Linked DNA regions of Homo sapiens: region 1 is linked to region 2. A link is a contact called in ENCODE Hi-C or POLR2A ChIA-PET data. All regions are on one chromosome and are shown on one strand. The core of a region is the stretch at or near the end of the contact, and the rest is flanking DNA. Distances in the headings are between cores, read along the strand shown.

The links. Hi-C counts contacts between places; a loop is a spot of excess contacts on that map. ChIA-PET counts read pairs that join two places held with the same protein, here RNA polymerase II (POLR2A). Pooled maps may share reads with other maps.
Region 1: a pooled map shows a loop between it and region 2 (4-fold over the local background). The contact joins two enhancer-like sites. A Hi-C loop is called at or near these places in 1 of 168 maps with a recorded cell type or tissue (PC-3) and 7 of 50 pooled maps. POLR2A ChIA-PET finds 5 or more read pairs at or near these places in 8 of 52 experiments (A673, BJ, CD8-positive, alpha-beta memory T cell and 5 more).

The regions. Positions count from the first base shown.
Region 1 is chr15:89,934,802-89,938,994 of GRCh38, forward strand. It overlaps the pseudogene LOC100421368. Among named protein-coding and RNA genes, the nearest start is that of ARPIN-AP3S2, 24 kb to the left of the region's middle. Within about 2 kb of position 2,155, at least 4 of the 41 ENCODE cell types and tissues checked have a DNase peak (open chromatin) inside an H3K27ac peak, as active enhancers do.
Region 2 is chr15:90,069,554-90,073,476 of GRCh38, forward strand. It overlaps ZNF710 (zinc finger protein 710), which reads left to right. Exons shown (of 5, transcript NM_198526.4): 3 at 3,518-3,709. Among named protein-coding and RNA genes, the nearest start is that of ZNF710-AS1, 11 kb to the right of the region's middle. Within about 2 kb of position 1,903, at least 11 of the 41 ENCODE cell types and tissues checked have a DNase peak (open chromatin) inside an H3K27ac peak, as active enhancers do.

The sequences.
Region 1 (4,193 bases), core at 905-3,404, 130 kb before region 2:
TGATTCTTCTGAACCCCTTTTCATATCAAAGTCGATAATGACCGTGTCTTTCTATACAGCATTGCTGCCTGTGCATTGAGAGAGTTGTTGATACGGGATCTCTTCATCCAGTGCTCCACCACTGCCTCTGGGATTGCCTTCCCAACTGTTGACACTCATTCTGCAAGTTTTTTTGTTTTTCATTTTTTGAGAAAGAGTCTTGCTCTGTCACCCAGGCTGGAGTGCAGTGTGTACGATCTCGGCTCACTGCAACCTCTGCCTCCCGGGTTCAAGCGATTCTCCTGACTCAGCCTCCTGAGTAGCTGGGATTACAGGTGCCCGCCACCATACCTGGCTAATTTTTTGTATTTTTAGTAGAGACAGGGTTTCACCATGTTGGCCAGACTGGTCTCGAACTCCTGACCTCAAGTGATCCACCCGCCTCAGCCTCCCAAAGTGCTGGGATTACAGGCGTGAGCCACTGCGCCTGGCCTCATTCTGCAGGTTTTTATGCTGCACCTCCTGTCCCTTTTTCTTCTTTTAATCTTATAGAAGGTGTTAATAGAAGGTTTTCAGATCAAGTTTTCATATATGCAGACAATGACAACCATATCGAAACTACTGCCTGGCCAACAGCTATTGTCAGCAAACATTGATTATAGGGACACGTATCAATTTCAAAGAAATAATGAATTCTAGTAAACCTTAATACTTTTACTTCCCACACCTCTTCTGCCTCTAGGCAGGCTGGATGCTTCAAGCCACACACAGAAGGTTCTGTACTTGGAAAGGCTCTTTGATACTTTGTAAGATATTAATCCTATTACACAAATACTGCTGGAAAGGAAATCTTTGAATATAAAACTTCGACTATAATTCTGCTATTTCTTCAGATAGAGTCCTAGAAGAGAGAATTTAGATATTTAAAAATAAGGCTGACTATTCTTTCTTTCTTTCTTTCTTTCTTTCTTTTTGAGACAGGGCCTGGCTCTGTTGCCCAGACCGGGGTGCAGTGGCGTGATCTCAGCTCACTGCAACCTTCGCCTCCCAGGCTCAAGCAATCCTCCCACCTCAGCCTCCCAAGTACCTGGACTACAGGCACACACCACCACGTCTGCCTAATGTTCGTATTTTTTTGTAGAGATGGGTTTTGCCATGTTGGCCAAGCTAGTCTCGAACTCCTGAGCTCAAGCGATTTATCTGCCTCTGCCTCCCAAACTGCTAGGATTACAGACATGAACCACTGCACCCGGCCTATTCTTTTCATGAATACAAATCACACTTTTTGGATCAGATGTGAAGTAGGCACATAGATACACACAGACACACAGACACACACAGACACACACACACACACACACACACACACACACACAGTGGCAACACTGGAAAACAGAGTGCTCTCAGTAGACCATAAATGATCAGGAACCTCTGAAAGGCAGAAGGAGAATGAAGCTAGACTACAGGAGGAAACCACAGCCTAAACCACATGCAAGAAAAGATTGCTCTACAAGTCAAGAGCATCTTAGGGGCTCTAAGCTTGGAGACGGTAGATACGGGGAAGAGGAGGAAGCTCTGGGGCACCATGAAGGTGGTTAATTCAGGCATCACAGTAGGAACAAGGGTCTGGCTCCCTGCTTTCCTCCCCTGCTTGTACCAAACAGAGGACAGCAGAGGCCTCTGCCTGCAGTCAGGAGTAGCAGGGTGACAGGGACAAGCTGAGATAAATTCAGTCTATCCCCCAGGCCCTGCGGGCCCGGTCAGTCACCCCGATGGCCAAGAAGTTAAGGAACTGCTGCTCTTTGCATGTGAGGTGTGCAATAAGAGGTTTAAGTATTGAGGCAAGCTAGCCATCCACAAGAGATCACACACAGGAAAGAGATTCTTTCAATGTAATCTCTGTGGGAAGCGCTTCAGGCAGGGCATAGGCCTGCAATTTCACCAGCAAACCCACACTGGGGAGAGGCCCTACACGTGTGACGTCTGCCAGAAGCAGTTCACCCAGAAGTCCTACTTGAAGTGCCACAAGAGAAGCCACACAGGGGAGAAGCCCTTCAAATGTAAAGACTGCAAGAAAGTTTTCACCTACAAGACGAATCTGAAGGAGGACCAGCGCATCCACTCCGGAGAGAAATCCTACAAATATGTTCCAAGCGTCCAAGAGCCTTCGGTCGGCCCGCGACCTTAAGACGCCACCAGAAAACACTTCCAGAAACCACTTCGCAGTGACTTCGTCATCAGGTCTATGTCTTCTGCACCAAGAAAGTGTGAATGAAGATTTTTCACCGATGTTATCAGATGACGTTTGACACATAATGGGCGCCTGGCACACAAAGGAGTGCCCTAGATAGGAATTCCCAGGATGTTTGTTTAAATCTTTTTCCTCCCCAGTGAATTTTGGTTTTTGTTTCATTATGTCTATTGTTATAGGTTTATTTTGGCTTGTGTTGCTGTTCTTTCAATAAACATCTTATTAGTTTTCAATATTTTGTAACAACAACAACAAAAAAGGAGTAGCAGGGTGAAAACTTGAGCTCAAAAAGTAAGGCAGTGCTCTGGAAGACCACCAACACGAGAAAAACATAAGCTACTTGCTCAACCCACCCAGCAAAGTATCCCATTCCTCTACCATAATAATTGGATTCAGGATGTAGCAAACAGTCACAGTGTCACACACTGGTCACATTAGTTAGTAATGTTTAGCAAATAATAAGAAATCTGACTAATAATGACTCAAGCAAAAAAGACATTTAATTAAATTACATCACGAGATGTCTAGAGATAGGTGGTTTCAGGTTTAGTGTCTCTAACTCAAGGAAGCTATACAGAAAACAGATTTTCTACCTCTCCACTTCATCATCCTTAGTATACAGCTTCCTTATGGTCATGTGATGGCTGCCGCACTTCAGATATAACATTGAGAGGTGAGGCCAGCTGGACTTCCTGGGTCGAGTGGGGACTTGGAGAACTTTCCTGTCTTACAAGAGGATTGTAAAATGCACCAATCAGCGCTCTGTAGCTAGCTAGAGGTTTGTAAAATGCACCAATCAGTGCTCTGTAAAAATGCACCAATTGGCGCTCTGTAGCTAGCCCAAGGTTTGTAAAATGGACCAATCAGCACTTTGTAAAATGGACCAATCATCAGGACATGGGTGGGGACAAATAAGGGAATAAAAGCTCCCCTCCACACCCCCCCCCACACCCCCCCCCCGCCCGGCCAGCCAGCAGTGGCAACCTGCTTAGGTCCCCTTCCACACTGTGGAAGCTTTGTTCTTTTGCTCTTCACAATAAATCTTGGCTGCTGCTCACTCTTCAGGTCTGTGCTGCCTTTAAGAGCTGTAACACTTACCGCAAAGGTCTGCTGCTGCATTCTTCAAGTCAGCCAGACCACAAACCCACTGGAAGGAACCAACTCCGGACACAACATCATGTCGAAGGAAGAAGGGAAAGATGTGGTGTCACTGAGTTTTCACTCATAAAAGTGTCCCTTTTATGATAAAGTAAAAGTTTTCCCAGAAATTCCTGAGTAGGCTTCCACTTACATCTCATTGGCCAGAACTTTGTCACACATCAGCCCTGCTGCAAGAGAGGCTGGAAAAAAAACGGAATTGGAATTACAACAATTGATTTAGAACAATCATGATTTGTTACCTGAGCTGGCTGAACATGCAATTGCCCAAACTGAATTAACTTTCTGCTCTTTAGGAAGCAAGAAGTGAGCAATACCTATGACTAGCCCATTGTCAAGGTCTTCTGTGAAAGCTAACAAGGATGCTCAAATACAAAAGACAGTCGCACATCCAGGAATCAAAAAATATTTGAGGAAAAACACAACCTTAAAACAGAGATACCAAACTCAGGAAACAGAGAAATCAGGGAGACTTTAGATTAATTATATACACTACAATACAGTATATATAGATAGATGGCTAGGCTACGTGGCTCACACCTGTAATCCCAGTCAAGTAGGAGGATTGCTTGAGCTCAGGAGTTCAAGACCACCCTGAGCAATATATTGAGACCTTGTCTCTACTTAAAAAAAAAAAAAATTGCCGGGTGTGATGTCACGTGCCTGTGGACCCAGCTACTCAGGAGGCTGAGGTGGGAAGATTGCTTGAGCACAGGAGACCACGGCTGCAGTGAGCTATGATCACACCACTGTACTCTAGCCCGGGTGACAGAGTAAGACCCTGTCTCCCCCACAAAAAAACCCA
Region 2 (3,923 bases), core at 653-3,152:
TCAGTGGTCAGAAGTACAGAGGGTGTCCTTTGTTCCTTGTCATTACAAAAGCAAATCAAAACCTGTGACTTCCCTTTAAGAACAGGCTAAATATATTTAATTTTCAAAGCAGAGAAGATGTAAGGAAAAATATTTGTTATGGAAAAGTACAGGTAGTTCTAGAATATGGCTAAACTAGGCACAGTGGCTCGGGAAGGCAGAAATTGAGCAGCACTTTCTAATCTACCATGTCCCTAAACCCAGCCTTGACCCGTACTCCCCTGCCCTCCATTCCCCGCCTTCAGCCACCAGCCTCCCCGCTTTTCAGCCAATATCACCTCCTCTGAGAGGCCCTCATATCCGGGTAGGTGGAATGAGGCCCCTTGGGTCCCACAATCCCACTCTGGTACTTGGCTGCCCCATGGTTTCCACCGAAATCCCACCAACTTTACCCTTCAAAGCTGAATGTACATAGAGCTTCCTCTCCCCATAACGGTGGCCTATGAGTGATACTCCAGGTCAAACTTGTGACCCTGTCTCTCACGGTAGACACTATAGGGAGTTGGGGAGCTGTTAATACCCTGCCAGGCCTAGAAACCAGCAATTTGTAGGTTTCATTGCAGAGGCTCCTGCAGTCAACTGCTAGTAGCTGCCTAAAATGTAATGTCAAGAAAGAGTCTAGCCAGGCATGGTGCTGCACACCTGTAGTCCCAGTTACTCAGGAGGCTGAGGTGGGAAGTTTGCTTGAACCCAGGAGTTTGAGGCTATGATTGCTCCTATTAATAGCCACTGCACTCTAGCCTGGGCAACATAGCAAGACATTTTTTTTTTTTTAAGAAAAAAAAAAAGGAAGAATTCTGGGCTGGATGCAATGGCTAACAGTAATCCCAACACTTTGGGAGGCTGAGGCAGGAGAATCACTTGAGCCCAGGAGTTTGAGACCAGCCTGGCTAACATAGTGAAACCCTGGCTCTACTAAAAATATTTTTTAAAAATAGCTGAGTGTGGTGGTGTGCACCTGTAGTCCCAGCTTGAACCCAGGAGGCAGAGATTCCAGTGAGCCGAGATCACACCACTGTGCTCCAGCCCAGGTGACAGAGCAAGACTCTATCTCAAAAAAAAGAAAAAAATCAAAAAATTAGCCAGGCATGGTGGCACACACCTGTGGTCCAGCTACACATGAGACTGAAGCAGGAGGATTGCTTGAGCCCAGGAGGTCAAGGCTGCAGTGAGCTGTGATTGCGCCACTGCACTCCAGTCTGGGCAACAGAGCAAGACTCTGTCTCCAAAAAGAGAAAAGGATTCTGAAACTGAATCTAGGCTTGGCAATAAAACCCTATGATGGATTGTTAATGTCTGCAAGGAGTGATTGTGCAGGGTGACAGCATATATGCTATATATTTGCCATCTTTCTCCTCTACTGGGGGACTTAAAAATCCCAAGTCCAGGGCCTGGCACAGTGGCTCACGCCTGTAATCCCAGCACTTTAGGAGGCCGAGGCGGGCAGATCACAAGGTCAGGAGTTCGAGGCCAACCTGGCCAACATGGTGAAGCCCCGTCTCTACTAAAAATACAAAAATTAGTTGGGCGTGGTGGTGGGCGCCTGTAGTCCCAGCTACTCGGGAGGCTGAGGCAGGAGAATTGCTTGAACCCGGGAGGCAGAGGTTGCAGTGAGCCAAGACCGTGCCGCTGTACTCTAGCCTGGGCAACAAAAGCAAGACTCTGTCTTAAAAAAAAAAAAAAAATCCCAAGTCCACAGAGTGTTAATACTGTGAAGAAAAGCTGAAAGCAAAAACCAAAGGCTAATAAAACTGGAAATGTCCCTATTATCAGCCTAAATTTGTACAATGTGCACATCATGTGTTTATAAAAGAAACTCCTGAATGGCAGGGCCCCCTGGTGGTCATACACATCTGCGATGTGTCAGGAGGGGGTATACAGCACAAGACACAGTCCCTGCTGCTAAGAGACATAGACACGGGAACCATTAAGTTATAATACAAAGTTTTTATACCAAACAAGCAGTTAAGACAGCAGCTGTGACCACAGACACATGTCCCACTGGGTTCCTACTAAATTACTAACTCATCAAAAAGAAAACAGCTCCCAACTTAAAAAAAATTTCTTTTATTTATTTATTTTTACTCTTTTTTTTTTTTTTTTTGAGACGGAGGCTTACTCTGTCACCCAAGCTGGAGTGCAGTGGTGTGATCTCAGCTCACTGCAACCTCCGCCTCCTGGGTTTAAGCAATTCTACTGCCTCAGCCTCCTGAGTAGCTGGGATTACAGGCGCATACCACGCTCAGCTAATTATTGTATTTTTAGTAGAGATAGGGTTTCACCATGTTGGCCAGCCTGGTCTCGAACTCCTGACCTTGTGATCTGCCCACCTTAGCCTCCCAAAGTGCTGGGATTACAGGCATGAGCCACCGTGCCCGGCCTTTTTCAAATTTTAGAGATAGGGTCTTGCTATGTTGTCCACACTAGTCTTGAGTTCCTGGCCTCAGGTGATCCTCTTGCCTCAGCCTCCCAAAATGCTGGGATTACAGGTGTGAGCCACCGTGCCCAGCCCAGCTCCCAGCTTTTATCCTAATTTTCCTCCATGGATAATAAATTGGACCCCTTTGCACACAACACCCTGTCCTGCTCTGGGAGTGACCTCCAAACCGTAGAAAAGAAAGTTCACAGTCCAAACCAGTGGGTTTTCTCCTGGAATCCATGTCTCCTGGGGGTGAATAGCCCAAAGTCCATCAATGATAAGAATCATCTGGGGGCCCTGTTGAGAATAAAAATTCCTGGGCCCATCCCAGGCCCCATGAATTAGACCCTCCAGGGAGCGGCCTGCAAGGCTGTATGTTGGATGAGAACTACAGGTGGCTGTTATCACCAGGGAAATTAGGAAAACACTTTCAAGAGATGAGTGGATAGGCTCTGGGAGTTTGAGACCCTTCGAAATTCTACATAGACCTAAGTGCCATTTTTGGGGGGGTGTCCATAGCTTCAATCATATTATCAAAAGGGTCTGAACCAAAAAGGCCACCAAGAGACAGCATGGAGGATAAAAACACATACACGTGTCCTTGATCTGATGAAATAGTCCACAGACAGCGGGCAGACCCTGTGTCTTCTTGGCGACAGACCCCTGCCGCCTAGTGTGGTACTGGCTTGGAGCAGGTGCCCGGTAAATGGTTGTTGAATGAATGAATGAATGAGCACACATTTGCCTTAGTGCACTAGTACAGACCTTATGTACACATCCACCCTGGGGGCAGGAGACAGCAGGTATCTGGATCGTTACAGTAAAGCACAGCCTATTTCTATTACTGAAAGGCTTCCTGGAGTAAGTGGCTCTGCCCCCACATTCTTCGGTGGTTTTAAACAAGTGTTACCTATTTTGGAATACCCTCAAAAAGAGACATTTCCCAGAAAGTGTGCCTTTGTGATGCTATGGCCCTGCCCCTACCCGGCTCCCCACAAAGGGTCACTGCCAGAGGCTGTGCCCATTGTGTGGCCCTGACCATCACCCCCCACCCCACAGGGCGTGAAGGAGTTCAAGTGCGAGGTGTGTGGCCGGGAGTTCACCCTACAGGCGAACATGAAGCGGCACATGCTGATCCACACCAGCGTCCGGCCCTACCAGTGCCACATCTGCTTCAAGACCTTTGTACAGAAGCAGACTCTCAAGACCCACATGATTGTACACTCGCCCGTGAAGCCATTCAAATGCAAGGTACCCGGTCATCAGGCCCCGGGGCTGGGACCTCCCCGAGGGTGGTCTGGAATCAGCATGCCTGCAGCAGCTGTGGCCCACCAAGCGCCAGCCTGGCCAGTGCGGGCAAGAGGAGCCCCGGCTGGGTGAAACTTAGCCTGGGCTTTGGGGGTTGGGAGGGCAGGCGGGGATTCACATCCTGAAAGCTGCTGAAGTTGGGTTTTTCTGAGAGCTG